6 separate regions of the Mus musculus genome follow, and regions 1, 2, 3, 4 and 6 are each linked to region 5. A link is a loop called in an ENCODE intact Hi-C map of the cell type or tissue named here. Cell type or tissue: heart. All regions are shown on one strand. Each heading gives the region's core, and the rest is flanking DNA. Links, peaks and the distances in the headings are about the cores only.

Evidence for each region. Peaks named below come from ENCODE experiments on the same cell type or tissue, not always from the same donor. Only the 100,000 strongest peaks of a DNase experiment are listed, where the experiment ranks them.
Region 1: it touches region 5 in a loop (3.0-fold over the local background); 17 of 42 quality-filtered maps call a loop at or near these places.
Region 2: it touches region 5 in a loop (5-fold over the local background); 6 of 42 quality-filtered maps call a loop at or near these places.
Region 3: a loop joins it to region 5, with 2.3 times the contacts of the local background. A loop is called at or near these places in 2 of 42 quality-filtered maps.
Region 4: a loop joins it to region 5, with 4 times the contacts of the local background. A loop is called at or near these places in 8 of 42 quality-filtered maps.
Region 6: a loop joins it to region 5, with 6 times the contacts of the local background. A loop is called at or near these places in 12 of 42 quality-filtered maps.

The regions. Positions count from the first base shown.
Region 1 is chr2:165,273,462-165,278,621 of GRCm38, reverse strand. Slc35c2 (solute carrier family 35, member C2) reads left to right here. Exons shown (of 10, transcript NM_144893.2): 8 at 206-381; 9 at 1,041-1,170; 10 at 1,349-2,100. The coding sequence ends at 1,476. Among named protein-coding and RNA genes, the nearest start is that of Slc35c2, 12 kb to the left of the region's middle. In heart, for the core only: a CTCF peak has its summit at 2,489 (motif pointing right); a DNase peak (open chromatin) is centred at 2,519; H3K27me3 peaks cover 366 bases.
Region 2 is chr2:165,109,385-165,114,544 of GRCm38, reverse strand. It overlaps Cdh22 (cadherin 22), which reads left to right. Exons shown (of 12, transcript NM_174988.3): 12 at 1,852-3,038. The coding sequence ends at 2,387. Among named protein-coding and RNA genes, the nearest start is that of Gm36690, 6.2 kb to the right of the region's middle. In heart, for the core only: a CTCF peak has its summit at 2,155 (motif pointing right); a DNase peak (open chromatin) is centred at 2,234; H3K4me3 peaks cover 768 bases; H3K27ac peaks cover 456 bases; H3K27me3 peaks cover 3,896 bases.
Region 3 is chr2:165,484,662-165,489,821 of GRCm38, reverse strand. No RefSeq gene overlaps it. Among named protein-coding and RNA genes, the nearest start is that of Trp53rka, 6.1 kb to the left of the region's middle. In heart, for the core only: a CTCF peak has its summit at 2,459 (motif pointing right); DNase peaks (open chromatin) are centred at 2,402 and 2,796.
Region 4 is chr2:165,361,462-165,366,621 of GRCm38, reverse strand. It overlaps Zfp663 (zinc finger protein 663), which reads left to right. Exons shown (of 6, transcript NM_001379474.1): 2 at 4,458-4,673. Among named protein-coding and RNA genes, the nearest start is that of Gm29831, 3.1 kb to the left of the region's middle. In heart, for the core only: a CTCF peak has its summit at 2,084 (motif pointing left); no DNase peak of the experiment used is centred there; H3K4me3 peaks cover 395 bases; H3K27me3 peaks cover 2,471 bases.
Region 5 is chr2:164,959,909-164,965,068 of GRCm38, reverse strand. It overlaps a transcript of Slc12a5 not described here. Among named protein-coding and RNA genes, the nearest start is that of Slc12a5, 5.5 kb to the left of the region's middle. In heart, for the core only: a CTCF peak has its summit at 3,079; a DNase peak (open chromatin) is centred at 4,168; H3K4me3 peaks cover 1,223 bases; H3K27ac peaks cover 1,057 bases; H3K27me3 peaks cover 2,605 bases.
Region 6 is chr2:165,067,981-165,073,140 of GRCm38, reverse strand. Cd40 (CD40 antigen) reads right to left here. Exons shown (of 9, transcript NM_011611.2): 7 at 3,426-3,512; 8 at 3,293-3,324; 9 at 1,487-2,419. The coding sequence ends at 2,228. Among named protein-coding and RNA genes, the nearest start is that of Cd40, 15 kb to the right of the region's middle. In heart, for the core only: a CTCF peak has its summit at 2,552 (motif pointing left); a DNase peak (open chromatin) is centred at 2,570; H3K4me3 peaks cover 437 bases; H3K27me3 peaks cover 2,470 bases.

The sequences.
Region 1 (5,160 bases), core at 501-4,500, 310 kb before region 5:
CTCTGTAGTAGCCACCTTGGTCCCTGAGTCTCAGGCCATCTGTGGGGGACTATTTCAAAGCCCCCCTTCTTTCTCCTACCTCAGATAATCAGCTAGCCGCACTCCCCACCCCGCGATACCATGCTGAAGAAACATGGTAGCTGTTGAGTAGGGCCAGGAGGGCTGCGCAGGCCCCAGCCTCCCACTCTCCCCTTGCTGCTTTCAGGTCTCCACTTGTCCACCTCTGAGAAGATCTTCCGCTTCCAGGACACAGGGCTGCTCCTGTGGGTGCTTGGGAGCCTCCTCCTCGGTGGGATTCTGGCCTTCGGTTTGGGCTTCTCCGAGTTCCTCCTGGTCTCCAGAACGTCAAGCCTCACACTCTCCATCGCTGGCATCTTTAAGGTACACACTGGGCAGCCACCCCAGACCTGCCCTGGAAGGAGCCCCCTGAGGGATGCAGGATGTGATGTCATTGTCCCCTGTGGAGCTGAGCCAGTGTCACTTCTCACCAGCACGTAGCTCTGAGGACGCAGGCCAGGCCTCACACCGCCAGGCCTGCAGTGGGCCTACCTTGGGCCTGACTGGCAGCTTGAGTTACATGGCAGTAGCCTGGAGCACTGAATGCTGATCTGTGCAGAGTCCCAGCACTGAGGGCTGGGTGCACAGGTCATGTCTATGGAGGAGCCTGGTCAGGTAGACCCCATGCCGGAGCAGTGACACCCAAAGCAAACATTTGGGTGTTAAGCATCTTCTAGCTCTGATGAGGAGAGACCTGTCTTAACGCCATGCTGAGAGCTGTCCATCTGTGGGTGCCTAGCAACAGCCGACTCCCTTACTGTTGGGGGCACGTGTGCCGCAGTCTGGGGGTTGGTTGGCATTCAGTTTTTGCTGAGAGGCATGCATCTCAGTAACAACAGGTCTGCAGGCTGGTGGTCTGGGTACAGAGGTCCCCACCTCTGCCTGTCACACCAAGTGGTCTGGCTTTGGCCTCAGTGTACACAGAGCCCCGCCTTCCTGGCCACAGAGTCAGCTTCTGACCCATGGTCTGCCTTTACCCACAGGAAGTCTGCACCCTGCTGTTGGCAGCTCACCTGCTGGGCGACCAGATCAGCCTCCTGAACTGGCTGGGCTTTGCCCTCTGCCTCTCTGGCATCTCCCTGCATGTGGCCCTCAAGGCTCTACATTCCAGAGGTACTGTGGCCTCCTCCCCATGGCTTAGTGTTACTGACTGCCCCTCCCACCATCTAGCCACCAATTGCCAGCTGTTGCTGTAGCTCATGTGCCAGGTGGTGCTACCACCCTGGGAGGATATAAGGGCCATCCCCAGAGAAGTTTACTAGGTCAGTAACTGTGACGTGTCTACCCCAAGGTGATGGTGGCCCCAAGCCCCTGAAGAGCCTGGGCTCCAGCGCTGACCTGGAACTGCTGCTCCGGAGTAGCCAGCAGGAGGAAGAGGACGGGGAAGAGGAATATTTTGTGACCCAGGGACAACAGTGACCAGCCCAGGAGCAGCAAAGCAGGCCACTCTGTGGTCATCCCTGCTGGCAGATCTTGGCCAGGTCCAGCAGCCCAGCCGGTTTCTCAGAGCCGCTGCAAGTGGTGGCCTCAGAGCTTCCTGCAAGGACTCTGAGCCTCCGGCTCTTCCCTGTGGAGCTTGGTCCCAAAAAGCGAATGCCAGGCTCACATAGGACCTGAGCTGTCAGTGAAGGGAGCCAGTGGCCTGTCTCCACCATTGTTCTGGTTCTGAGAGCCAAGGTGAACGTGAGAGATGAGGTAGTCTCTCAGATTCGGACTGTGGGGTATCAGGAAAGGAGTCATGGAGAGACTAGGCCTCATCACCTGGACTGCAGCTTCCTCAGAGAGTAGATTTATTTATAGTTGAAATAATGATTTCCTCTCCACAGCCCAGTGTTGCCTAAGGCATGAGAGCAGGGAGAGCCCTGGGGCCTGGCCTCTCCTCCGTTCCCTGCCTGGGGCCTTGTCCTCCGCTCCGCCTTCTGTAGCCCATGCTCCTGTTTGTGCCCCAGGCCCCATCCTTGGGGCCACACCATGGACCCACCGCAGGAAATAAATGAGTGTTTGCTCAGTACCAGCCTCTGGAGACTACCAGTGCCTCAGCCCAGATTTGCATTCCGGCTCTGCCTTGTACTGTGTGACCTTAAGCGGATAACTTAGTTTCTCTGTGCTGTAGGTTGTGTGTCTGCTTTTTAAAGGCGTAATCCCTTTTTAAAAAGGGAATAATGTCTAGCTCAGGCTTTCTGGAAAATGTTACAGATTCAGTGTTATATATTCTTAAAGTACTGTCAAGAACCAAGAGACCAAGACTTAGAAAAAGAAGAATTTACCGGCTCTGGGCCAACTTGTGCCCTTCTCTAAGGTCATGCCACAGGGCTGAGCCCTCTTGTGGCCTGACACCGTCCTCGGGGCTGGTTCTCCTCTGCCTTGGCCCAGGTGCTGCTGGCCCAGGAGGCTTGACCGGAGACGTGCTTCAGGCACTCACAGCAGGTGGCGCCATTTGCCTACACTGTGGTTCCAGCCCTGCCTGCTGCCACCCCTGCCCAAACCCTGGCAGCAGAGGGTGCCTGACTGTGCGGTGATGTCTGTGTGGCTTTGGGCAAAGACCCAGGAGGGGCTCTGAGTGGAATTGGAGCGACTCGAGCTGCATTGGCTATGCCCAGAACATGAGCCGGACTCCAAACTTGTAGAGGGGACAAATAGTAAATATTTCCATTGAGGGCCATATGGTGTCTGTTGCAACTTGAAGCAGGAAAGAAGCCTTGCATGGCACAGACACAAAGGGGGTGTGGCTACATCCCAGTAAAATCTGGTTTCCAAAATGAGTTCTTGCCCACCCCTGCTGTAGAGGGATCCCTGTGAGTTTAGAGTCTGGCGGGGAGACTGAGGCCCAGGAGCAGCCAACCTCAAAGGGACTGGAACTATGATCAGCTTTGAGACCTGATTCCCTGCCAACCCCCACACTCCAGAGAGCTACCTTATCCGGCCCCTGCCTGTCTTGGGTTCTGCGAGCTCAGAGGGCAGGATTATAGAATGCTCTTGTTCCAACTCAATGATGTGGGAAGAGACAGGCCAGGAGGGGCTGAGGTGGCTGCCTATGAGGGAGAGAGCCGCACACAGCCCGCTGGCTCAGGTGGATGAGAGCTTCCTGTCTGCTCTGCCCCGCCCCCCTCTCCAGGACACAATCTGGCACTGCTGTCTGGTGCAGTAATTACAGGGTGCGGAGTGGGTCCTCACCGCTCACATGTTGGGTTCAATGACAGCCCCTCACTTAGCAGCAATTACCAGCCAGGCCTAGAGGAGGCCTCCCTTTCCTCCTCCCCCACCCGGCCCACCCAGTTGCCTGGCCTCCTGGTCTAGACTGTCCACCCTCAGCCCTGAGCCCTCCAACCACCCATGCTGTCTGCAGCCACTGCATCTTGGGGGCTGCAGCATCACCATGGCAACTCAGCGTTTGCCCAGGTTGAAGGAAGCTGAGGATGTGACTGGTCTCTCTGAGGCTGTACAGTTGTCCCCAGCTCCAGGGCTGCTGCAGCAGCGGAAGGGGGGCGGAGGGGGGGGGTTGACCTAGGTCTGGGTTTTAAGTGCTTATGTGCCCACCACCTCTCCCAGGAGCCCACAGTGGGAGGAAGGTTAATGACCCCAATATACTAGGACGTTTGTGGTTGGTGTGCTGACAAGAACAAGCCAGGGGTTTGCTGAGAGCCTGGTATACCTGCATCTTTAATTCTGGTACCCTCTCTACCCTTGGGGCTCAGGGGATCATCTCCATCTGTTTTTTCCTGTGCTGTAAAGATCCCGGTGGCCTGAGAGGAGTTGCCTGGAGCCAGGAGAATTTGCCCCATGGTACCTGCCAGCATCCTATTGCAAAAGCCCTGAGGATGGAGGATCCTGGATCATCCTTCCAGGGGAAGCCATCCAGGGAGTGTTGGCCACGTGGCAGACAGCTGCACTTGAAGGCAGAGTCCTTTGTCCTAGCCCAGGGAAAGCGAGCAGGGGTGGGGAGGACAGGGGCCACTCTCTGACCCTCCATATAAGTTATTTAATGCCAGGTGGCCCGGTCCAGCTAGAATTTGTGGACCTATTTCAACTTGGCTGAGGAAACGAACCTCACAGAGGCCGAGGATCTAGACGTCCTCCATTTTTCTCTGCCCCAGTGGGCATGTTGCTGATTACACACACACACCCACCCCACACATACCCAAGTCTGTTTCTTTACCCATAAATGGGATAGCGCTATCTCCTGAGCAACTGTGGAGACAGAGAGATGTATGGAAATCCACTCACAGTGCTGGACACACAGTTATTAGCAGTCGGTATCCAGATTGAGGAAGCCACAACCTACCCAGGTGACAAGGAAGAGGAGTCCCCACATTTAGGGGTTACAGCCAAGAGCCTCTTAACGGGTGTTCCTTTCATGGAGGAATTTCCAGGAGTGGAGTGATGGCACTGTAGGCAAAAAAAAAAAAAGTGCTTGCCACTAAGCCAGAAACTTGAGTTTGATCCCTGGGCCCCACATGGAGGAAGGAGACAGCATCTCCACAGATTGTCCTCTGACTACCATAGTGTGGGGCATTACTCATACATACCCCTCCCTAAGTGCTATAAAAATGGGATTTTTTGTTTGTTTGTTTGTTTGTTTTAAGTGTGAATAGTGCTAGTTGTAATTTTGAAATAATTTGTTCAGTAAAACAGGCAGGTTCCCATCCCCCACTGCCAGCCATGAGTTGCCAGTCCAACCTCTGCCTGCCCGCTAGCCACACAGCCCTGACATCAGCCAGGCCCCTTCCCCCAGCATCAGAGCAACCAATGAGCTTGCCTGCTGTTCCCATGGTTATTTACAGTTTCGTTGGCAACTCCAGGCCCTGGCATCTGGTGGCAGGGCCATCCCTTTCTCTTAGTGTCTGAGAAGATCTCTCCTGCTGGGGACCAGGAAACCCATCAGAATGCATTCAGGAAATGCTTCTGGGGCGTCAGCAGGCGCCTGCCTGGTTAAAGCCTTGGGGATCATGGGAATCATTAAACACAGTGGCCCCTCTGGGGAGCCCATGGAGAGACATGGAAGTCTACTAGAAAGTGGCCCTGGGAGAGAGAGAAGAGCCACTTGCAAACTAGCAAGGCAGTCCTGGGGTGCAAGTGCTAGAGCTGAGGGCCCATCAGTTACCT
Region 2 (5,160 bases), core at 559-4,558, 150 kb before region 5:
TGCTGCCACGGCGCTTGGCATGTGTCTGTCCATTCGTGTGTCCATCCACCCATCCAGCAAATCCCTCTCAGGTACTAGGCTGTTTCCACAATAGGATTTACCACTGAGCAAAGTTGTTTGTTTGTTTCTTTAATTCTTTCTTGGGGCTTAAGAGATGGCTCAGCAGTTAAGAACACTGACTACTCTTCCAGAAGACCCGAGTTCAATTCCCAGCACACACGTGGCAGCTCACACCCATCTGTAGCTCCAGTTGCAGGGGATCTGGTTCCTCTTCTGGCCTCCATGAGCGTTGAGCACATACGTGGTACAGAGACATACAGGCAGGCAAAACACCCACACGCACAAAATAAAATGAAATTTAAAATTATTATTGATTTCATACATGTATACAATGTATCTTGATCGTGGCCACCCCCAGGCCCCCAGACCTTTCCTACGTGTATCCTTCCCACCTCAGGTCCTCTTTGTGTCTTCTTTATAGCTCACGGAGTTCCACTAGCGCTGCCAGAGCGTGCACCAGAGCGAGGCCATACACTGGAGCGTGGCTGTGTACTGGGCGTGGTTAGCCCACCAGTGGCCACACCCCTGAATAAAAATGACTCCTTTCAGTTTCCACCAATCAGCCAATGACTTTAGGGTTGAGGGTGGGACCTTGTTGGCCCCTCCCCTATCCTTGCCGGGCTATTGACTGGCTTGACCGTGTGGAGCTCTTCACAGAGCTGTGGGTCCAGAAGCCTGCATTCCCCGGCACCCCTCCCCGCCCTCCAGCTCTGACATTCTTCTTTGCCCCCTTTCCATCACATTCTCTGGGCCTTGGTGGAGGGAGGGGGGTAGTGGGAAAGAGAAAGATTATTTTAACTTTAAACGTATGGAGTTTGAGGTTCTCTTGGTCAACCGAGGGGACTGGAAGTTGAATGTACCTGGATTTCAGGGGTGAAAGATGCTGGAGTTATTGGCGGAGGGAAGCTAAAGCCACGGCGTGCAGAAGAGTGCCAAAAGAGGGAATGTTATAAGGGAGTAGGTCCTTGGGAGCTGGGGAAGCAGGAAGGAGAACCTGGCTGGATGACAGAATACAGTGTTAGGAAGGAGGGAGGAGGAGGAGGAGAGAAACAGGAAGTCCTGAAGGCAGATGAAGAAAGACAGAAGCACAGAGAGTAGGTCATTCATTCACTACCCCCCTCAGTTGGGTCTCCAGGCAACTCTTCATTCATTCATTCATTCATTCATTCACTCCATTCAGCAAGCACACATCCCGTGCTTTTCCATGCCAGGCATGAGGCTAGGGAGACATTTTCCAGGCCCCAGAGGATATTCACTGGGGTTAACTTGGCAAGACCCAGCCTGTGGCTGAGATAAGAAAAGGGAAGTCCCAGAGGCAGATCTAGGACCCACTGAGGACCCACAGTTGTCAAGGATTCCCTGCAGCTGCTACTGGTGACGAGGCCACACCGAGAACCAATGGAATCCTTCCCGTGGGGACCTGGAGTGGGGTCGCCTGGGTAGAAATCTCACAGAGAGAACCCTGAGGGTCCTGATCTGAGACAAGAAATAGGAAGCACAGACGTCCGGGGGGGGGGAGGGGCGACGGGGGACAGAGGAGGGCAGGGACAGAGGGTTTCGTCCTTCTTGGGCCTGGTGCCTTCACCCTTCCAGCGCCTAGAACTGAGGATGGAGACTCAAGGGTTAATTCTGGCCCTCAAATTGGGTGACAATCCTTAGCACCGCTCTGCATCACTGAAGCTCAGCCGTCAGGTTGGGGGCTGGAGGGGGGTCCAGGCAGTACCCTACGCTGGGCTCAGCCCTCACTCTGTGTCCCTATGTCTCCTATCCCACCCCACCCCACCCCCACAGTTCTTGCTCTGCTGATCCTCACTCTCAGGCGGCACCACAAGAGCCATCTGAGCTCAGACGTGGATGAAGACATGCGGGACAATGTGATCAAATACAACGACGAGGGCGGCGGCGAGCAGGACACCGAGGCCTATGACATGTCAGCGCTACGGAGCCTCTACGATTTTGGGGAGCTCAAGGGTGGCGACCCGGGCGGGGGCGCGGCCAGTCCCCCGCAGGCTGCTTCCTCTTCTGAGCGCCACTCGCTGCCTCGGGGGCCGTCGAGCCCCGAGCCGGACTTCTCGGTGTTCAGGGACTTCATCAGCCGCAAGGTGGCGCTGGCGGACGCGGACCTATCGGTGCCTCCCTACGACGCCTTCCAGACCTACGCGTTCGAGGGCGCGGGCTCGCCGGCCGCCTCGCTCAGCTCGCTGCACAGCGGCTCGACCGGCTCGGAGCAGGACTTCGCCTTTCTCCGCGCCTGGGGCCCGCGCTTCCGACCGCTGGCCGCGCTCTACGCCGGCCACCGCGGGGACGACGAGGCCCCGGCCTCCTAGCCCCAGCCTGCCCAGTCGGGCAGCGCAGCCCGACGGGAGGGGATCTGCAGGGTCCCTGCTCCGCGACACGTTCCCAGGGGTGTATCTTGCGGAAGACTCAGGGGCGCGGCAGTGATGACCAATGTCAGGAAAAAGGAGGGGAACCTGGCCTGTGCGGATCTGGGGTTGGACAGGACCACGGTAGGGGAACCCGGCTCTGGGAAAGGACAATGGGAGGGGAAAGCAGAGGAGGGCGCTGCTGCCATGCCCACCCCAAGGCTTTCTGGCATCCAATTAAAGATGAAGGAAGGGCTGGTCATTTACTAAGCACCTACTGTGTGCTGAGAGCTACCTGGAGACCAACTGCATTGTTGGAAAAGCTATGAGGTGGAGTCTTGAAGGTGTCAGATGGGGAAGCTCCCCCAGAGAAGTGGATGTGACTTGCTCAGGGACACCCAGGCAGCAAGTGGTGGAGCCTCTGGCACTGACCGGCTGTCTGGCCTTGGGCACGTCATGTCATTTCTCTGGGCCTCAGTTTCCTCATCTGTCAAATGAGGTTGATAACAGCACCTACCTCGAAGATTTGAGAGGATCAAAAGGGTTCATGTGTCAAGTTGTTGGGCGGTGCCTGGCACAGAGTAGGTGTTCAATAAATGCTCGCCTTTGTTACAACCGTTATCCTTGTGGTTACTAGCGGCTGTGTGACTGACCCCACGTGACTGCGCTCACTCCCTCACCCCAGAACCAATCAGCCTCCTCCCAACATTTCCAAGGAGACAAGAACTGGTCCCAGCTGTCAGGCCCTGGTCCTCCTCTGAGTGGGAAGTAGATGTGCCCAGCGATTATAGAATCTTTCTGCCCCTCAGGCTACATCAGAATAAGCCCCCCAGCAAGAATGCTCAGACAGGATGAGCCTGGGAGGAGAAGAATCCTCAGCGGTGACATCGCGTCTCTGTTGTGGGACCTGGAGTCTTTCCCTCCGTAGCAGTGTTTCTCAACCCTCCTAATGCTGCGACCTTTTAATACATGTTGTGGTGACCCCCAACCATAAAATTATTTTCGTTGCTGCTTCATAACTGTAATTTTGCTACTGTTATGAATCATAGTGTAAATATCTGATATGCGATCCCTGTACAGGTTGTGACCCACAGGCTGAAAACTGCTGCTTTATAGACTCCAGTGTAAGTCTCTCCTGCAATGGGTATAGATAGCGGCACAGACCTGTGATCTCAGAACTTGGGAGGCTGAGGCAGAAGGATTGCCACGAGTTTGAGGTCTGCCTAGATTACTTAGTGAAATCCAGGCCAGTCAGAACTACACGGGAAACAATGTCTCAAAAAAACAAACAAAACAAAAAAACAAAAAAACAAGGGTGGGGATGTGTGGCTCCCTGGGTAGAGCATTGCCTGTGGTGCACAGAGCCCCGGGTTCCATCCCAAGCACTGCACAGGTGGACCGCCATGATAGACTCCTCTTGTCACAGTGCTTAAGAAGGAAAGACAAGAGGATCAGAAGTTCAAAGACACCTTCAGCTACTTCATGAACGGGAGGACAGTCTAGGCTACCTGGGAGTCTGGAGGACAATGGCTGCCTTCCATCTTCCATCCTAGGCTCTTTGGGAAGAATCAGTGACTCCACACGAACTGGGATGAATCCCAGCTCTTCATAGCTGGCCACCACCTCAGTTTGTTTAGCTGTGAAGTGGGTGCTCAGTCCAATCCCAGTGTCTCCCTGGCATGTACAAAGTGTTCAGTAAATGCTGCTTGGCCCTTCCTTGTCTGTCACCCTCCCAAGGAACTCCCACTCCTTCTCTCCATGTCACCAAGGTCCATAGAAATGGTCTAGAGGCAGCCTGTGTGCCCTGAGTGCCACCATGCCCTACTTCAGAGACAAGGAAATAGGCTCACAGCAAAGGCATGCCCCCAGCTACAGATATATCTAGTTAGCTTGTTGTTGTTGTTGTTGTGTGTACACATTTGTGTGTGTGTGTGTGCCACATCCCATGTGGAAAGAGCAAAGCTTTGGGGAGTTGGTTCTCCTCTTCCATAGTTGGTTTGAGGACCCAACTCAGGTGGCCAAGCAGTTTTACCCAGTGAGTCATCTTGCTGGCCCCAGAAAGTAGTTTCTGCTTTCTAGGAGCTCAAGACCCAGGAGACAAAGACAGGAATCATTCTAACCACAGCTTTGAGAAAGCAGGCTGAGCAGAACAAGACACACACACACACACACACATACACACACATACATACACACACACACACACACACACACACACACACATGTGCCCAGTACAGGAAGAAGCCTGGATAATTCCTGGGGCCTGCTGCATCTTGAAGCATGACCTTGAGATTGATGAGGTGGGCCAGCATGCGGGGGCATCCCAAGGGGCTACACTAGCATCTGCAAAGGCTGGGTTGGGTAGGTTGCAGCATGAGGCTGTTTCCCACAAGGAGGGTGATCCCCCCGAGCTGACTCACCATGAGGAGGAGGAGGAGGAGGAGGAGGAGGAGGAGGAGGAGGAGGAGGAGGAGGAGGCAGGGAAGGCTATGGAAAGATCTTGAGGTCTGGACTAAGGAGCCTTCGGCTTTGCTCACTTTGAATGGTAAGGATGCTCAGACGACAGGAGCCTGAATTCACACCCAGCTCATGTGCTCACATCAAACCACCTAGGGCACTGGGAAGGAATTCAGAAGGCCACCTTTGTCTTACAATCAAGGCTCTGCAGACATTTAGCCCATCTGCTGAGGATCACTAAGGTGGCTGATGGCAGGTGAGGTAGGGGACATGGGAGTCA
Region 3 (5,160 bases), core at 414-4,413, 520 kb before region 5:
CCTGCTTTGCTCAGTGTATGCCAGGTTCTGTGCCAGGAGTTTTCATAGCCAGCAATAAAGCAGTCCTTGGGATGTCTTCACTGTGAGTGGTGGGCTGTACAAGGAGCTGGCCTAGGTCTCACGGGGAGCAAGAGATGCCCTCTCAGGACTCCAGAGCCAGCGCTCTTTCCATGAGTTTCAGTGCTTTTGTGAAATGTTCAAAACTATCTCAAGCATGTCTCAGCCTCCCGGTACTGAGTTTGCATGTGTGAGCCACCATACCCTACTGACCCGACAAGAACTGAAGCATCCAATATGACTGACTTTATAAGACACCGATTTGTATAACATTTTCAATGACTTCTAAGGGCCAGGGGAGCCGGCGTTACCATCAACATAATGGAGAAGGCCTACCCTCAGTTTCCTCACGTACAGAAAGGACAGTTAGTTGCCTGAGGAGATGACTGTCTGATACACACATACATTAGATCCCTAGTGTTCACAGTGCTGGCCCTGACACTCAAGAGGAGCAGGGAACCGTGCTTTGCCTGTAGGACAGAATGCATGACCGTCTTGTGTCGAGGGAAGGTGTAAAGCAAACCCGAGGTTCTGGAGCCTAGGGAGGGATTCTAGGGCCGCATGGTCATGCGAAGTTGGTGAAAAGTCCTGGGGGACAAGGCCAGTTCCACAATGCAGAAAATGGGTGAGGAGGCTGGGGAAGGCCAGTTCATGCAGGGTCCCCTATCAAGATGGTTTCCTTTGTAAGCCTCCTAGGATTTTCAGCGGTAAAAGTTTTATCCTTTTGTGGGTGCGTTGGTTGCTGGCATACAAAGAGCTGTGGGGAAGAGAGGAAGCGAGACACTTGATATCCACGGGCTGCTACTACATCCACCCTTTGGTGACAGTGGCTGGGGAGGAAGCAGCAGTGGGCATGCAGTGAAGTCCCTGGTCTGGGTGGACTTGGTGAGGTGTGGCCTATTGGTAGCAGTAGCACTGAGGGCACATCTTTGCAGGTACGAGAGAGATGATGAGCCTAGTAACGCCCCCCAGCAGGAGTGTTACCCATCTGCACCCAGTCCTTGCCTGTGATGGGAAGGGAGCTTGCCAGGGATGGAGTCTCACAAAGGGCACAGGGGACCTTTGCAGCTCCAGGTCCTCAGTCTATGTGAGAGCAAGAAGTGTTTTGCTAGGATGAGACAATAGCTCTGGCAACTTGGTGCAAAGCCCAGTCCATTAGGGAAATATGTCCTAGGGCCACTGGAAATGGTGGCTGGGACTCATACCCCAGGTTTGACACTACCAGCCCAGTTGAGAATCACTAAGATCTTTGCACATATGAAAGCATGTTACAGGAGGTAGCAGGTGCAGAGAAATGGAGCAGGGCTTAAAGTCTGAGTCTGGATAGGGCTAGGGAAGTAAAACACAACACGGATACATGCCCAGCCCTGAGAGGACCCTGGCCACTCTCTCCTCTACTGTAACTACATTTGCAAGCAGTCCGTGGGGCCATGAGTAGTGAATGGTGTGTGCCTCAAAGGTATGCTGGTAAGTACAAGATGAGCAGGCCATGTCCACAGAACACTACTGTACAGGACAGGGAAGCCCTCCCCCCTTGTGAAGGTGGGGGTGGGGTGTGAGATGTGACATCAAAAGTAAGAGCTGATTCTGCTACTGAGCTTTACAAAAAGAGGCAGCTAAGAGCTGATGTGAGCCATGCTTTGCCAATTTGATTTTTAAGAGAATATATATACATATACACATGTATATTAGGGTTTTACTGCTGTAAAGAGACATCATGACCAAGGCAGCTCTCATAAGAACAACATTTAATTGGGGCTGGCTTACAGGTTCAGAGGTTCAGTCCATTATCATCAATGTGTGAACATGGCAGCATCCAGGCAGGCATGGTGCAGGAGGAGCTGAGAGTTCTACATCTTCATCTGAAGGCTGCTAGCAGAATACTGATTTCCAGGCAGCTAGGATGAGGGTCTTAAAGCCCACTCCCATAGTGACACACCTACTCCAGCAAGGCCACACCTTCTAAAAGTACTACTCTATGGGCCGAGCATATACAAGCCATCACATACATACATACATACGTGTGTGTGTGTGTGTGTGTGTGTGTGTGTGTGTGTGTGTGTGTGTGTGTGTGTGTGTGTGTGTTTTAGCAGACTTGGAACTTGTTATTAAGGAGATCAGGCTGTCCTCAAACACAGATTAACCTGCCTCTGTCTCCCATGTGCTGGTCTGAGTTCAAGGCATGCATCACCATGCCTGGCTCCCAATTTTATTTTTAAAGGTTAAATTATCTGTCCTAGCTAGTGAGGGTTTCAGCACTTGATTGACCCTGCACTCAGGCCAGCACCTCACTGCCTTCCCAGTCACAGTGTTGCTGTCCCCCCAGCCCTGATGGAGCAGCCCCTCACCAGCAGCTAAAGTCTGATTCAAGGCATCTGACACCAAGGCAGTGTCTGCCTTGTGCCACCAGAGGTCGCCTGTCACCGTCACTCTGGGACAGGTAGAGGTGGAGAAAAGCTTTCCTGTCCCTCTCTCCCCTCCTCCCTCCCTCCCTCATTTCCTTCTCTCCTGCCCAGCTTGCCATTCTCTCCCCTTCTTGAGCCTGCTCCTCAGCTCACAGCGAGTGGACGCCACTTCTGGCTTCCACCCTGGCAGACACTTCAGTGACCACTCAGTACCACACGTGAGGCAGATTGCTCTTTCTGCCCCAACCTCTCACCCATCCTCTTCGCTTGGCCCTCCCGTAGGTGTTGGGTGAGCACTTTGGCTGGACCACGGGGCATTCCCAGCAATGGGGAAATCCCATTGTCTGTCCTGGGGCCCTGACTAGTGCTGAACACTAGGACTTCCTCCTGGGGCTTCCTGCTGCCTGGCTCTGCATTCCTCCAGACTCAGCAGGCAGAGGGACACACTTTGGAAAAAAAATTTTTTTAAATTTACATGTACCACTGCATGTAGAGCCTGTGGGAGTTGACACTCCTTCCACCATGTGCATCCTTGCTATTGAACTTGGGTTTTCAGACTTGGCAGCAGGCAGGTTAACCTGTCGGACCATCTTGCTGGACCCTTTTCAACGCCGTGCTACTCCAATGTGTGGAAGTTCGCTGGCTTTTTATCCATGTCTCTCTGCTTGTAGCTGCGGGCCTGGAGCCCCTCCTGTACCTCTGTCCTCATCTGGAAAGAGGGCAGGCTGGGTGCCCCCTGTGGTGCTGCTGTAAGCAGTCTTGGCTCAGGTCCCAGGAGGCAGACCCTGAGTCAAGCTGTACAGGAGGTAATGGGAGAGAGAGGCTTGCAGAGGCAAGAGATGAGCCAGGAGATGGGCCAGCAACCCTCAGCCAGCCCCAAAGCTATGCAGCCAGATGGCTGTCAGAAATGTCCCATGATGGGACAGGGTGGCCAGGCCTTTGGTATCCCACATCACAGAGTCTCCAGTGGGCCTCCCTGAGGTGGAGCAGGGGCATGGGCAAGGAGACCCATGCCCCCATGCTTGACAGCCAGAAGCTGCTGTCCCTCCCTGAAACTCCAGTCCTTCCTTGAAGGGGAGCTGAGTCACAGAGCACTACAGACACAGATGTCACCATTCAGGTGGGACATGGCCACAAGGCTAGGCACACCACAGTGAGCAAGCACTGTCATGAAGCCATTCAAGTGGTATTGTTTATGGAGACTGAAGACAGGCTGTGGCAGCCCACTGTAGACTGAGTAACGAGGCTAGTTCCTGCTTCCCTCGTTGCCAGAGAATCTGCATTTCTAACTGAGGAAAAGCAAGGGATGCCAAGAGGAAAGCTAGAAGTGCATGCTGGGAAGGCAGGAGACAGCTTTCGATATGTTCCAGATGACAGAGTTGAGTCAGCTTTCCTCTTGACAACCTACAGAGTCAACCCCATTGCTACTGCACAACACACCATGTGTCTAGGAATTCATTAGGAGAGGTTCAGGCTAGTTTTTTTTTAACTTTCTTTTTTATTTTCTTATATTCAGAATCTAGATTTTATTTATTTTATGTATATGAGTACACTGAGACGCCAGAAGAGGACATCGGATTCCATTACAGATGGCTGTGAGCCATCATGTGGTTGCTGGGAATTGAACTCAGGACCTCTGGAAGAGCAGTCGGTGCTCTTAACCACTGAGCCATCTCTCCAACCAGGCTAGTTCTTGATAGAGGAGTTCTATGTGAAGCACCAGGGCAAAGATGCCTTCTTTGGGAGATTTGTCCCTGATAGGAGAGTGGAATGAGAACTTTCTCCCTGTCCAAACCCCCAACACACACCCCTTAACAATTTCTACTTTTATTATTTATTTTGGAGGGTCAGGGTGTGAGACAAGGTGTTACCATGTAGCTCTGGCTGTCTTGGAACTCATTGTTAGCAGACACTGGCCTTGAACCCATAGAGATCTGCCTGCCTCTGCCTCCTCAATGCTGGAATCAAAAGTATGTGTCACCAAGCCTGGCAACAGTTCCTGCTTTTTAAACGTGGTGATGTCTGGCAGCTCAGCAGCCTTCTTGAGGCCACGAGGCCACAGCAAAGGTAAGGAGTCAAGAAGAGAGAGGAAAATGATGGTGTGCCGAGGCAGGTGGGGAAGGAACTTGTCCTCTGCCATTTGGCTTTATCCCAGCCCTGTTCCCTGTCTCACAGCACATGCAAGTAGGCCTCTGCTTACTACTCACTGAAAGGGCCACTGTGGCTACCTGAAGTCCAAAGAATATGAGCCCGAGAAGATAACTTACAGGCCTGAGGGGCCACCTTGTCTCCAGCACCTGCTGCCTTGCTTGGTCATGTAGGGATTTTGGGAAACATGGACTTGCCCACTTAGCTCAAGGTAGGGGCAGTGAAAGACCATTCCAGACCCATCTTGCGCTCAGATCGATCCCACTCAAGGCCTAGCCAATCTCCAGCTGCCTCTGTGCACTTGGAGAGTCCAGGTTTCCTTGGGCCTCAGTTTCCCCACCTGTAAGGTGAAGCATTTGGTGTGGGTCAGACATTGCTGCACCTTCTGGCTGGGCCCACACTGTCTTCAGCTGCCCATGTTGAACAGTTGGGTGGTTGCAGAAATCCAGGGAGCTGACTTCTATGGAAAGAGCATCTGGAGAGAGCCTCATGGGTCTGTTCTCCCCCCCCACACACACACACACACTTTTGAGGGGACTCTGTGCTCCCC
Region 4 (5,160 bases), core at 362-4,361, 400 kb before region 5:
GCAGCTCCAGTCACCCATAACTCCAGCTCCAGGGGACCTGATGTCTTCTGGGCTCCTGGGGCACTCCCACACATGTCCCCATATACACACATGCACAGAACAAGAAGGAAATTCTTTTTAAAAATTCGTAATTTGAGTTAGGGTGTTAAGGAGAGTTAAAGTCTATGTAGAAAGGTAAATGAACAGATATTTGCAACATCTTCATTATTTCACACAGACTAGGTTCAAGGACTCACACCTTTAACCTCAGCAACCTGGGATGAAGAGGTAGATGGAGCTCTGAGTTTGAAACCAGCCTGGTCTGTGTAGAGAGTTCTAGACCAGCCAGGGCAACACAGTGAGACCTAGTCTTAAAGCAAAACAAAACCTATAAATTGATTTACACCATTTATTACAGAAATACTCAAAACATACGAAAGTTGAAAATACTATAGTGAGAGACAGCTTTATTGTCTGTCGTCCCCCCCAACCCCAGCATGTATATAGTCATACATATGTACATGCATGTGTGCAGACATTCATACATGTATATGCACTTAAACACATATCCATATTCTTTCTCCTTCATCTTCCTTTATAAAATGTTTCTTTATTCATTTGTTTATTTTTGTACTGTTTGTTTGTTTGTTTGAAGCAGAGTTCTTCTGTGTAGCTCAGGCCGGGTTCCAATGTTACATCCTCCTGCCTCTGCCTCCTGAGTGCTGGAAACAGCTCTGAGTATACCGATACACTCAATTCTTAACAGTAAACCCCAGACATCAGGACACGCCAATGATCTGAGGCCTGACGTCATCCTGTGCTCTAACCATTTGCTTAGCCGGCTCTTTCCCAGCTTCACTCCGTGCTGTGCATGTTTGTTTGCTGTTAAATCCAAAGAGGCCCTGGTCACTGTGAAAGGCCAGCAAGAGGCCAGGGCTGGCTCCCTGGTAGAACGCTGCTTTCTCTGAGCTCCAGGTGTTGATTGTCCCCTCCCTGAGCCTTCATCTACCTGCCTTTCTGAAGAACTGGGTGACATCGTCTCCCACATGGTCATTTGTCAGCACATACAAGTGGATTTCTAGCAAGGCTCTGAGGACCTTGGTGGTTCTGTCCCTTCCCTCTCCCACTGCCTCTGCAACTCTCCCAGAACACAGGGACATGAACACAACTCGGGAGAATTGCCAGCTGGGTTCTTTGCATTTTTGGTACCTATGTTCCCTTTCAGTCAATCTGTAGCCATGGTCCCCTGTCAGTCATTCAGTAATATACTCACTTCCCTTGCATCATGATTTCACTGTCTGTTTCTCTTGCAGTGACGTCCCGTGGATGGTCACGGCTCTGGTGGGAATCCGCTTTATGCAAACCATCTGCACAATCTTCCCTTTCCACTCTAGCCTTCCCTTATAGAACACACATTCTAAGAGTTTGTAGCGTGCCGTCTAGCTACCGTAACAGTAGTAATCTTGAATTTGACATCCATTTTCTGGTAATCCTTGTATTCCTATTTAGGGCGCAGAATGACAAAGTTCTAATAGTTGATCAGTTGTGATACCATTATTTTTGACTTTATTTATTTATGTGGGGGGGGGGAGGAGCGTGTGCATACCACAGTGTTCCTGTGGACGATGGAGGAAAACGTGTGGAAGTTAGTTCTCTTCTCACCCTGTGGGTTATGGGGATCAAATTCAGGAGGTCAGGCTCGGGGACAAACTCCCTTTCCCACTGAGCCAGCTCACTGGCTCCATCTAGAGTATGATGTACAGTTTAGGGTTATGTGTCTTGTTCCAGTAGCCATTAACATCTCTCCCTGGAGTACCCCATATGATTCTGACAGCATTATTGAGCATACACTTATCACATCCTTTTCCTGAGAGCTACCGACAGTTAGATCATCTTTTCAGCTGAAATAATCCCAAGGCTGCACCTTAGCTGTTTGGTTATATGGCGCCCACCTCAAGCACAAGTTCTGAGAGCTAATTTTCACCTTTTCGTGTTCTAGCTTGCCCACATGCTAAGACTTTAAAATCTTGAGTTTTTGCTTCTTGGATGCCACTGGGAGCCGAGCCCCTCTTAGATGGCGAGGGAGTTTGAGGCGCCCTCTGCTGGCCGCTGGCTCTGGCGGCACAGCGCCGCCTGAGGAAGAGCAGGCGGTCTGCGTTCAGTGGTTGGTTTTATGGCCTCACCCGAGATGGCCACAGCCTGCATCAGCTGTCCTTCGGGGCATCGAGAGTTCTTGGGCTTGGTACCCACCATAGGTGGCTTTGTGTGAGACCGAAAGCATATTGCCTGCACACCCCTGGGGCACGACAGCGCTCGTGATCTTTCTGTCTGCCACCACTACCTGGCGATGAGTTTTGTTCTCTTTGGGATTCTGCTGAGTTTGGATGGAGGCAGAGAAACACACCGCATAGGGTTACTGCTCGTCTGTCCTCTGAACCTGGGTTGTCTGAAGTCCGGTGTACCGCTCAGTCCTATGACTAAGGGAATAGCGCACGGAGTCTGGGTCGAAGCCCTCTGACTACTGAGAAAGGCAGTCTGCAGTATCACGGGCACTGGGAGAGAACAAGTGGGTGGCACTGGTGACTTAGTGACTACATCCTCTTTCTCATTTGTCCTCTGGTGTCATATGTAACCAGGCCATCATGCCTGCCCACTTGGCTCCTGTCTGTCTTCACAGAGAGAAATCCCGCCCCCTTCCTGGGGACTCTCCAGGTCCCCCTGCACTTGATCTTCCCACCTTCCTCTCTGTCCTAGCCACTTGGGAATCCGACCCAAGCCACCCCTCCAGCCACAATGCCTCCACCCTTTCATGCTGTCTCCCCATTCTGAGCTTCCGTCTATGGCTGGCCACTAAGAGGGCCGTCCATCCGGCTTTCTGTTCTTTCGCTTTGGGGGGAGGGGCAGTGCACGTGCCACTGTGTGCAAATGCAGGTCAGAAGTCTCGGACTCCGTTCTCTCCTTCCAGCTTCTGGTTCTGGTTCTCAAGCTTGGAGACAAGTGTCTTGCCCACCGAGCCATCTCCCCGGCCCAACTTTATTTTCCTTCAATCTCTATTGTCCCCAGTATTGGTGAGTGAATCCAAGGCCTTATATACGGACTATACGCAGGCGCTCCGCCCCAGCCCTCTCAGCATGTATACAGCATGCTGCCTGCATGTATGCCTGCAGGCCAGAAGGGGGCACTAGATCCCATTATAGACAGTTATGAGCCACCATATTGGGTGCTGGGAATTGAACTTGGGACCTCTGGAAGATCACCCAGTGCTCTCTGAGCCATCTCTCCAGCCCCTCTCTTTGATGCTTACAGCCATTCCCATCTTCCCTGGCTTATCATCAGTTTCTCACTCACATTGCATTGGTTCTGCGGCCTGTGAGCCCCTTCCCCAGCTTGCTTTTCGGACCTTGATTCTCTCTTATTCTCATGTCACAGGTCTTTTCCGTCTTCTGTGCTGCAGCTACCCGGGTGGCTGTCTGCATTTGCTCTGCTACCTGGAGCTGAGGCTCCGCTCCTGATCTTTCCCATGGGATAGGGCCTGGCCTGAGGCCTTTCACGCGAGATGATGGGAGATGCCTTAGGATGTTGTCTTCAGACTGTATAGATTGAGACAGGGAGACAAACTCCAGGGGACCCCTCCTCTGACAGAGAGTGGGATTTACTATTCCCCCAGAATCACCCAGAAGAAAATCGTGCCGCATCAGGGCGCTCTGCACAGTGCCCAGCTCCTGACTGGCTCTGAAGGTCTCAGACTCCAGGGGACAGTACCCTGCGCATTCTAGGGAACGACCCTGAATATTAACCCTCAGGGCTGAGGATCTGCCCAGAAGTCTGGCAGTCTGTCTGCTGATCACAGCTCTGGTCAACCCCCAGCCTCTGCGCTTTCTAAGCTAAAAGGCCTTGCTGGGTTCTATAAGGAGATCTGAGGCGCTGCTCAGTCTGTGTCTGTGGGGTGGCAACAGGTGCCTGGGGTACCTGCCACCCACTCACTGTCTGCCAGAAACTAATAGAAATTTCTGACATGCCCACAGCCCGGCCCTGTGCTCCTCTGTGAGGACAACAAGCCTGGGACGCCCTTGCTTCTCTCTCAAGACGCAAGAGCAGAAGAGCGAGCTGTGTGACACAAACCCTAGAAAGCCACTCATTCTTGGGCTTGTCATTTCTGAGCACCACTGCAGACCCAAAGCCCTGCTTCCAGTCCCTTCTTGGGCCTCAGGGCCTATGAGTTTTCTGTACTGGTTACTACTGCCTCTGCTTCTCCAATCTTCCGGTTCTTTGTGGACAATTCCCTCCTTGCAGTTTTGGATACTGCTGAGATATGTAGGCATAATTTTTTTTGCAACTTACTTTTAGTAAGAGTTCAGTCTCTCCAATAGCCCACCACCCAGCAGAGGTCGTGGAAGAGAAAAATTGTTAAGATCTGGGGGAAGTGGACCTGTTCAGCTGTAGTTCTTTGGGGACGAACTTGATCTTCTTGGGTTCAGTCCTGTAGCAAATACCAAATACGACTCAGCCGCTGCAGACCAGCAGATACCAGGCATGAACCAGCAGCTACAGACCAGTCCTTTCTGCAGGAAGATACCAGGCACCAACCAGCAGCTGTAGGTCAATCCTGAAGAAACTGCCAGGCTTCCTAACCGGCCTAAGGCAAGGCTGCAGAAGCAGCAAGCTGCCGCAGGAGCCTCACAAGCAGTTCTCGGGTGAGTGTCTCTCAGTGGTGGTGTTAGCATAAGTTGAGCTCAACAGCACTATGTAAGGTCTTCACTAAAGACATGTACCAATACATGCGTGACTTTAGTGAAGAATAGCGAGACAGAACAAATCAAACCGATGCTCAGTGCTCGTCCCCCATTGTCCGTGGGGTCGTATTTATACTCCTTCATCAAGAGTGTCTGTGGGTGGGGTCATATTTATACTCACTCCTTCATCAAGGGTCCTCTCGCATGTCTGCTCTATCCAAACATCGTTTCACGTGTGTCTGCTTCAGGAAAACTGTCTTTCACGTGTCTGCTTTAGCAAAAGATCCTTTCACCTGTGTGCCCCAGCAAACCACCATTTGACATAACTAACTTTCCAAAGAACTAAAAGTTTCTACTTCGGAGATAGATCTGATTTCTAAAAGAGTGGGCTTGTCCCTATCTCTCTCTCTGGAGTCCAAAGCTTATCTTATGCCCATCTCTCCCTCCC
Region 5 (5,160 bases), core at 615-4,614:
AGGCTGAGTTACAAATGGAGACTAGAATCCAGTACCTAACCCCTAGGCAGGCCCTTGCCACTAAGCTGAAGACCCATCTGCATCTTGTTTCCACAGGCAGAGTATTCCAATTCAGCTCCCTCACTCCCCATTCTTATTACCCCATGACCTACCCACCTCCTGTCACAGAGCTAAGGCTCCACCCAAGACCTCTCTCCACCCTTCCTCCATGCTCTCTCCTCCAGACCCAGATCCCAGCAGTGAGTTGAGTCCAGTGCATAGCACACCCCACACACACAGGGCTTGCCGCAGAGCACGTCAACCACCACCGTCTCCGTGGCAACCGGGGGCTTAATTAACAGGCTGCAGCCCCGTCACCATGGCAACAGCACCCCAACAGCCCCCTATTCCCCTGCAGACTCAGCCTATCTTCCCAATTTCCCAATCTGGACCCCTTCTCGAGTAACTGAGCCCTCCCCTCACCCCGTCTGGGAAAGCTGGGGCCTGCAGATAGCTCTGGTTCATTGAGAAGAGAGGAGGGGAGAGAGGGGGATGTGAAATAGAGGGAGGGGGAAGGGAGAGAGAGAGGAGAGAGAGAGAGAGAGAGAGAGAGAGAGAGAGAGAGAGAGAGAGAGAGAGAGACCTGTCGCCATGGCAACTGCAGCCCTGTTCATAACCAGTTTGTTGTCATGGAGATTCCTAGGGCTCACCTTGGGCTGAGGTGGGCAGTGAGGTTCTGAGTCTTGATTGAAACTGAAGAAACCAATTGGGCAGAGGTATCCAGCACCTCTCTCTCTCTCTCTCTCTCACACACACACACACACACACACACACACACACACACACACACACACACACACCATCATTCTTCCCAATTTACAGATAGAGAGACTGAAACATGAGATCTGAGTCCTAGGGAGCCCCACCCTTAAAGATCACCCAAACCTCTCCCTTGATTTTTCTGTTGTCTGCTTGGAGGGTTTGGTTTGGTTGGACTTGGAACCAGGGTCTTTATTACCAAGGGCTGGACTGCCTTAGGCACCTGGGATTACAGGTGGGACTACCACCACAAACTCACCATCACTACTATTATTGGAGGAAGGACTCTTTCTACTCTATGCTACAGACAGGTAAACTGAGGCCCAGGGAGAGAAAGCAGTGTGTCTGAGATGATACCATAGAGCTTGGCCCAGAGCATGTGGAGCCCATCTTACGGTCTTGCTTCATCCCTCCTCCATAAAGGCACACCCCAATTTCTGTGAGCCTGGCCAGCCCCAGGGTTCCTTTCCATTGTCCAGGCTCCCCTGAAAAGTCAAAGCAGGGGGTGTAAGTGAAAGGATATGGGCTTGGCTCAGAGATGCAAGACTTTGTCCCATTTCTACTTCTGTCCCAGGAGGTCACCATCAACCTTCCTTCCCTGGACCCAGAGAGGCAGCTGAAGCATGTGAGTATATATAGTCCAGGGTTAATGGTGCACTCAAGGCTCAGCCGCTCACCTGCCCTCTTCATTCCTGGAGGCCATATAGCAGGTGACACGCCAAGGGGCAAATCCTATCTCCTGGGCCCACTGTAAAACAGGATGCTCACAACACGTGTGGTTTGCCAAGCTCTCCCCATTGGCACTCCCGGCCTTATACATGCTGTCACCGCTCCCGTTGGGCCTGGAGACAGAGGTGGGGAGAGCATCTCTTTGGGCTGCTGACTGACTGACTCTTATGTCTAAAGACTGACACAAAAGCAGCTGTGGAAAAGATAGCAGATGCTAAGTCCCCCGGGGAGTGTTCATCTAATTCTCAGTTCAGTGACCTTCATGCGGGATGTGCTTGAGGTCATCTGAGGGCTTGAGTGGTAAGGAAGTCACCCAAATCATGGCAAAAGGGGACTCTGAGTGACCTCAAGGATGCAAACAGGGAAACAGACACACTGCCATGGCTGTCACACACACTGGCAGGACAGTGTGTCATGTAAGAACTCACTGAGTACCTGACAGGCCACGCAAGCTGCCGAGAGATAGTCACATCAAGACATGCGCACACAGCCCCAACCACAGGCACACAACGTTCCACACACTTCCCACATACAATTTGGACAGTCAAATTCCAGGTCTATATTTTACTTCAGTGGTGCAGGTGTTTGGAGGGTGTAAAACGGAAAAACTGAGCCATCACCTTGGGACACGAGTCCCCAACATCTTATTCCCTGGCCAAGGTCTGAGGAACAGGAGGAGAGGTGGCAAACATGGAGGAGACGGAGAAGATTTAGAGCCACATACTCTGATGAGCACTGGTCACTCACTGCTAGGCTTTGGGCCTAGAATTGAGAACACAGAGAGAAAGAGACACGGCCTCTGTCTTTAATGTGCTTGAACCAGCATCCTCTGGAAATGTGCTCTGATGGACAGGCTGAAGGGGAATGATGGCCTCTTCCTGGGAGCAAGGGAAAGTGAAAGGGATAGCAGAAGCAGTGGGACGAGAGCTAGAACTTACAGAATGAGCTGGAGTTTTCCCAGCTTGTGGAAGTGGGGCAGGGTGGGGGTGGGGTAAGCAGGATGAGACATACCAGATGCAGATGAAGAAGGAAACTGAACGACAGGCTGAAGGGTTTGGCCTTTATCCGATAGTGATGGACATCTTAGTGTGGGATGGGTAGACCTGGCTGGCCGCCGGGAGAGCAGAGAGGAGGCTGTGGCCCTGGATGTGTGAGCAACATTACAGGCTTGGACCAGGAGGGTGGGTGGTGACCAAAGAGGAGAAATGTAACAGAACTCTGGATCAGTTTTGAAGGTCAGTGGCCAAATCACGAGAAACGATTGGATTTGATGAGAAGAGAAAACAGTGATGAGGTATTGAAATTTTTGATTCTGAGCCGTTTGATGAGCCATTTTTTTTAAAGGAGAAACAAGGGAAGTGACAGCAAAGAGGGAGAGCAGGAAGAACCCCGAGTGTTCACAATCCGTGAGGTGGTTGGGTCACCTGACTGGAACCTGCGGGAGTCCAGACCTGGAGTTGTCCATACCTTGAGGAACCATCTGAAGGAAACCCCCCAAAACAGGCTTGTTAGCTCCAGGCAATGCGAGCTCACCCGCGGCTCATGAGCGACCCCTAGCGACCAGGGAACTAACTCTCTCTCTCTCTCTCTCTCTCTCTCTCTCTCTCTCTCATCTTTTCCCGGCCTTGGGGCCGCTCCAAGCCTATTCGACCCTCTCTCCTTCCAAAGGAGAATGGCACAGAGCTAGGACGAGGGGAAAACCCTGGAAGTGACCCTTGCAGAGGGGATTGTTTCTGTAACCAGGATGTCACTTCTTTTCAGAGAGCCAGAAGGATCCCTTGGCCCTCTCCAGTGTAGCTGAGTGTGACTTCATTACAAGATCACTGAACTCTGCACCCCCATCTCCAGCTCAGCTAGCTCCTCCCTCAGACGGAGATGAATGCCCAAGGACTGGGACTGGGTCCTTTGACATCCTTCCCAGACCTAACTGCCTACGATTCAAACTAATTTCCCTGTCTGCGGTCTCCTTTAGGGGATACCCAGGCATTCCGACTCTCTAAGAAGAGACAGAAGACTAGAGAATCCGCTGGGCATCAAGGATCCGTTAACGTAGCTTCTGCCTCAGCGACCCCACCCACCCAACCTGGTCCTCCTTTGATCCTCCCAGCCCAATCCGTTCTGTTTGGCCCCCCAAATCGACCTAGGCCTGCTTCACCGCAGCTCTGGACACCCCAATCTCATAGTCCCCGCTCCTTGGTCCCACTCCCTCTCCTCAAGGTCCCCACCTCCTTAATGCTTGGGCCTACTTCCCTCCAGACCCAGACCCAGGCCCTCAGCCTCCAGCTCGCCCCTTCCTCCCTAGCCCCTGCCCAGGCTCTTTTCCTGACCCTACTTGCTCCCCTGTGGCCCCGCCCACCAGGATCCGGTCACGCCCCCTCGCCCTTCCCTCTAGGGCGCCCCAAGTCCTTGGGGCCGCACTACTGTCCGCTCCCTGCAGCCCCCTCGCCCAACCCAGGCCCCGCCCCACTCTGCAGTGGCCCCGCCCTCTCGCCCCGCCCCCAGCTGTCCCGCCCCCCCCCCCCCCCCCGCGGCCTCTACCTTTGACGTCTTCCCTCGGGAGCCGGCGGGGATCGGCCACCGAATGCCGGCGGGACTCTGGGTCAGCGGAGGCGGCGGACGCTGCGGGGGGCAGCGAGGTGACCGTGAACCTGCGGCTCATGGCGCGCGGGGCGGCGGGATCGCACAAGTGGCCGCAGCCGGGCTGCTGGAGCGCCAAGAGCTTCCCCGCCTGCCGCGCGCCGCGCCGGGTCCTAGTGCCCGCTGTGCCCAACCTCCCCAATCTGGCCACTTCTCCTTGTGGCCCCGGACTCTGAGTTTCACCAGAAGAGCCCCTGAGGAGCCCACCCATATATGAGTCATTTCTCACGGAGGACTTCCCCACCTCTGCTAGGTTCTCCTGAACACCTGGGCTCGTTCACTCAGCACAAGTTGATGGATCACTGTTATAGGCAACAGAGACCTCTGCCCGTACAGTAGTGACCATTAACTGCTTACTTGCCTTCCTGATTCTCATGTTCTAAGGAGGACACCAGAGGAAGTGTGTGAGCAAATAGGTAGATATGAGACTATGCCATATCTGAAGAAGGAAAATTGGGGCCACTGATGAGGAGAACTAGAGAGTGACCCGAGAGAAGGGGTCCCAGAAAGCATAAGACTTGAGCTAAGATCTCACTTGTAATGAGAACTAACGACGCAAAGGTCTCTGGGAAGAAGAACTCAGCAGAAGCAGCAGCAAATACGTGGGTCTAGAGATAGAGCTCGGTAGAGGGATGCTTGCCTGGCAGGCACAGGACCCTGAGTTTAAGCCTAGGCATTCTCGAGTAACAAGGACAAAGGCCTGGGGTGAGAAGGAACCTGGACGGTTCACGAACCAGTAAGGATGGCCACTGTGTCTGCATTGAGTGAATGTGATAGACATGAGAAAGACAGAGCAATCAACCTCTTGAAGGCTGTGCGTGCTGCTTGTTTTTTGTTTGTTTTTTTTAAAGATGTATTTATTATATGTAAGTACACTGTAGTTGTCTTCAGACACTCCAGCAGAGAGCGCCAGATCTCATAACAGATGGTTGTGAGCCACCATGTGGTTGCTGGGAATTGAACTCAGGACCTTTGGAAGAGCTGTCAGTGCTCTTA
Region 6 (5,160 bases), core at 828-4,827, 110 kb before region 5:
TGCTGCTGGTTGTGAGCACACAGGCAAAACTCCCTGGAGACACAGCAGTCTGGGGACACTCTTACTTAAGCTCAGAAAAGATCCTAATTCTTTCAACCTAACAGCAAACCCAGCATGTCCACCCTTCATCTCCTTTGTACATGTTTGATGGTTTTTTAAAATTACATAATCATTATATGAATCTTCTGTTCTCTTGGAAAAATAATGAAGCATTATTGGAAACACAACACTCCCACCCACCCACTTCAGACCACACCATTCTTTTTTTAAAAAAGATAGTTCGTTTATATTATGTGTACAAGTGTTCCACCTGTGTGGACAGTGCACACATGATACACATATGCCCTGTGTGAGGGCTGGAAACTAAACCCAGAGCCTTCGCAGGAGCTGCTGCTCCTAGCCCTGACCCATCTCGCTAGACCACTGTCAAAGTTGGGATTTTCAATGCTTTGTTTTACCCACACAGGCATTCATGGTATCTTAGCTTTCCTTCCATATCTATACATACTGTATTCAAATATAATATGCAGCCTGCTTACATACTGTCATATCGTATATAAAAACTGTTTGAAGGATGTGTGGCTTTGTGTGTATGGTTCGGGTTGTTGGGAGAAGTTGTTGCTCTTTAATGTTTGTTTTTGAGACAGTATCATTGTGATGGTTTGTAAATGCTAGGCCCAGGGAGTGGCACTATTAGGATGTGTGGCCTTGTTGGAGTAGGTGTGTCACTGTGGGTGTGGGCTTTAAGACCCTCACCCTAGCTGTCTGGAAGTCAGCTTCAGCCTAGCAGCCTTCAGATGAAGATATAGAACTCTCAGGTCCTCCTGCACCATGCCTGCCTGGATGCTGCCATGTTCCTGCCTTGAGGATAATGGACTGAACCTCTGAACCTGTAAGCCAGCCCCAATTAAATGTTGTCCTTTTAAGAGTTGCCTTGCTCATGGTGTCTGTTTACAGCAATAAAACCCCAACTAAGACAATCATGTAGCCCAGGCTGACCTTGAGTTAACTATATATCCAAGGCTAGCCTTGAACTCCTAGTCCTCTTCCTCCTGAGTGCTAGGGTTACAGGCATGCACCACTGTTGAGGTTTGATCTTGCTCTGTATTGTAATGGGTTTGTGGCCCCAAGACCTGGAGTCTGTACTGTAGACAACCCCCCCAAGTGACCCCAAGTTATTTCTGATTGGTAAATAAAGATGCCAGCAGCCAATAGCTAGACAGAAGAGACATAGGTGGGGCTTAGTATTCCTGGGCTTGGCGTTAGAAGAGAACCAAGAGAGAGAAGAGGTGAATGGAGGAAAGAGAAGCCACCATGGATTAGGAGAGTTTAAGAGAACATGGACCTGGGGCTGGCCAATAGGAGATAAGAGCAGCCCCGATGAAACATAGTAAGTAGTAAGTAATAACTGGGGGTTATCAATAGGAAAGTAGATTCAAATAGCATACAGGGTAGGCAGGTGCCCAGTTCTTGTGCTGTTTAAGGCTTATTGTAAATATAAAGGTTGAGTGTGTCTTTTATTCAAGAACTAAATGGTAACACACAGGTAGAAACCCCAGGGCGGGATTAAATAATTTCTACAATACACCACCACATCCATTTTAGGATATGTGCACATGTGCACACACGGGGTACATTACCACAGAGCACACATGGAGGTCAAATGACAACCCTCTGGATTTGGTTCTCTCCCTTTTACCATGAAGTCCCAGGGATCAAAATCAGGTAACCGGGTTTGGGCAGCAAGCTCCTTTACTCACAAAAGCCATCTTACCTGCCTTGGAATGTGTTTTAAAAGCTATTTCTCTACCCATCATTCTACTACCTGTTTTCTGCCCCACCTGCTAGAGTTTCTGAGATGTCATTGTATAAATAATTACAGATTTATTTAGCCAGTACCCTGCTGATGGGCAACCAGGTGCCCTCTAGCAGCACAAGCTGTGGGCCACGGACTCCTGTGTCCATGACTCCTTACAGTGAACGCCGCAGCAAGACGACTCTGGGTCCTGCACTGCTGCACTTGGTAGGTATCACTGTGGACCCCCGATGCCCGAGCTCTCCCTCCATCCTTAAAAAGCAAGTTGAGAAATGATAGGGGGCAGGCATGAGAGTTAGCTGCACTGGGCTCTGTCTTGGCTCATCTCAAACTTCAAAGGTCAGCAAGCAGTCCTCAGAGCCAGGCCCCTGCTCCCGAGCCGAGCCATCGCCTCCAAAGCAGTTCCAGGGTTCAGACCAGGGGCCTCAAGGCTATGCTGTCTGTCACCTGCCGCTCCTGCACTGAGATGCGACTCTCTTTACCATCCTCCTGTGTGACAGGCTGACACCCGTGCAGCGTCTCCTGCACTGGAGCAGCGGTGTTATGACCGGGATAATCTTCCATCTCCTGGGGATCTTGCCGTCGAGCCGCAGGGGGTAAGATCTGGGGAGTCAAGGTATAAGGTCCAATGTCACCTCTAGCCACAGAGCCACCCTGCCTCTGAGGAATAGAATCCCTCCTTCAAGTCCTTTCCAATGGGGTGGGAGGATGGGGGTGTACCAAAACTGATTTCTTGGATGCCTTCTGCCCCCTGCTGGACACATGAAATTTGGCAGGAAATTTCCAGAGCCACTGCAGACCAGCAGGAGAAACTGCCCCTTTGGTTCCACCTACTGGCCCCTGAAGGCGGGATCCACCCACCCCCACCCCCCACCCCCACCCCCCGCCGCCGACTCCCATCCCCAGCATTCAAGGCTGGAGGAAAGCACAGCCAGAGTTTCTCTGCCAGTGGTGCCCAGCTCTGCCCTAAGGGGAAGTAGTTGAGTAGGAGGAAGCGATGGAGACTGAGAGCAGGGCTGGGTGGGGGTGCGAGTAGCCCACCTATATGTTCCAGGGAACGGACCCTAAACCTGTTTGGGCATGTGTGTGCGCGCATGTGCGCGCGCGGAGTGTGGCGTGGTATTGGGTGTATGCTCATGGCGTAGAGGGTCCACACACCCATGTACACATTATTAGAGGCTAGAGGTCAACATCTTGTGTCTTCTTGCACTCTTAACCCTTATTTTCCGAGTCAGGGTTTCTCTTGGAACCTGGAGTAGCCCATGGTTGGCTAGCAAGCTCCTAAGATCCCTGTGTCCATCCTCCCCCCCTCTCCCCGCCCCCACCAGCGTGGGTGTAATGGGCCTTTTCCATGGGTCCACACTCAAGGATCCAATACAAGCTCTCTGCTTACTGAGTCTGTCTCCCTACGCCGTGAGCCTCCCTCCCTGCCCACCAGTCACTCTTTCCAGCATCTCTCCCTCAGGGATGGCTTACCTCATTATCCTTTGGTTTCTTGACCACCTTTTCTAGTGAGAAGAAGAAGGGGTGTGGGACATTGCGAGGGTGAGTCAGGAGGCTGGTTCGACAGGGCTGAACCCTCCCTCCCTTTCCTCTCCTGAGCACTCACTGATATAGAGAAACACCCCGAAAATGGTGATGAGGATGCCCATCACGACAGGAATGACCAGCAGGGCTCGCATCCGGGACTTTAAACCTGGAGAAACAGACTTGAGTGGACCCCACTGGCAGATGCTCCCACTGGCGGGTGCTCCCAATGGAGTGTGCTCCCACTGGCAGGTGCTCTCACTGGCAGGTGCTCCCACTCCTTGCCCAAAGCATCTGTACACTCCCAGAATCCAGGTCAGAGCTTTTAAGCAGTAGCATTGTGGGTAATGTGGTCACTAGGGGAACTTTTAAAACGCTTTATGGTATTTGCCAGTGTTTATAAATTGAGAGAGTCCATCTTTGTGTGGTGGTGGGGTACGGTGTATGTGGGCCTGGTATGTGTTTAGATGTGTGCATCTGTGCACACATGCAGAGGCCAAAGGAGGGTGCTGGTGTCCTGATCCACCATATTGCACCTTCTGCTGAGACAGAGTCTCTTGAGCCTGGAGCTAGTCTGGGAGGCAACACCCTACAATTCTCCTTCTAGTGCCACCCCCCTACACATGGTATTAAGGTCACAGTCACATGTGGTGTGGCCACACCTAGCTCATGCTTGCATAGTAAATACTCCTACCCTTTGAGCAGTCTCTAGCTCTGGGAGATTGCAGTTGGAATGAGAAGCCCCCAGTGAGCCAACTTCCCATCTGGTGTGTTCGTCAGCTGTGTCTTGAAGGGACAGCCTGCCTGCCTGCTTTACCCCTCCCTACACTAGCCCCCAAATTGTTACATCTGCTATGGAAGTATGGCGGAGAGAAACAAAGTATCTCTGTGTCTGCACTGCTATTCTAAGTGACAAATGAAAAGACCAAAAGGCAGGTACTCTTAGAGGCAAGGGGTGTGTATACACACACACACACACACACACACACACACTGTCATGAAGGTAAGTCTTCTTTGAGACAGGGTCTCACTAAGTGGTTCAGGCTGGCCTTAAACTTGGGGCTCTCATGCCTGTACCACCACACCCAGCTCATGGGTCGGGAGGCAGACACCAGTGAAACAAACACAGGTCCATAGGTGGCTACCTGGCTTTTAGATAAACTTGTATTGGAACCAGGGCCAAGGTTAGGATGAAGAAGGTAGGCAGGGTCTCGAGTCTGGCAAGGTCAGCTCTTACTTTTTAAAGATTTATTTATTATTATATGTAAGTACACTGTAGCTGACTTCAGACACACCAGAAGAGGGCATCAGATCTCATTATGGGTGGTTGTGAGCCACCATGTGGTTGCTGGGATTTGAACTCAGGACCTCTGGAAGAGCAGTCAGTGCTCTTACCCGCTGAGCCATCTCGCCAGCCCAGCTCTTACTTAATTTAAAATTTTGCTATGTTGTGCATCAACATGTTTTTTGGTTTCAGATTTATTAAAAGTGTTTTTGGTTTTTCTAGCATCATCTCAAAATGTTTTCTCTTGCTTACTGTCCCTTCTCGATGTCTTCTTAAATGTTACACATGAACTCAAGTGCTTTTCACACTCCATCCACTCACGCCTTTCCAAGACAAAAAGGCAATCTTGAGAAAAAGCAAAGAGACTGCACTTTTATTTTCTTTTTTACTTTGTGGCACTGGTCTAACCCAGGACCTCACATATCCTGGACAAGTGTGGGGGTCTAACCCAGGACCTCACATATACTAGGCAAGTGTGGGGGTCTAACCCAGGACCTCATATATCCTGGACAAGTGTGGGGGTCTAACCCAG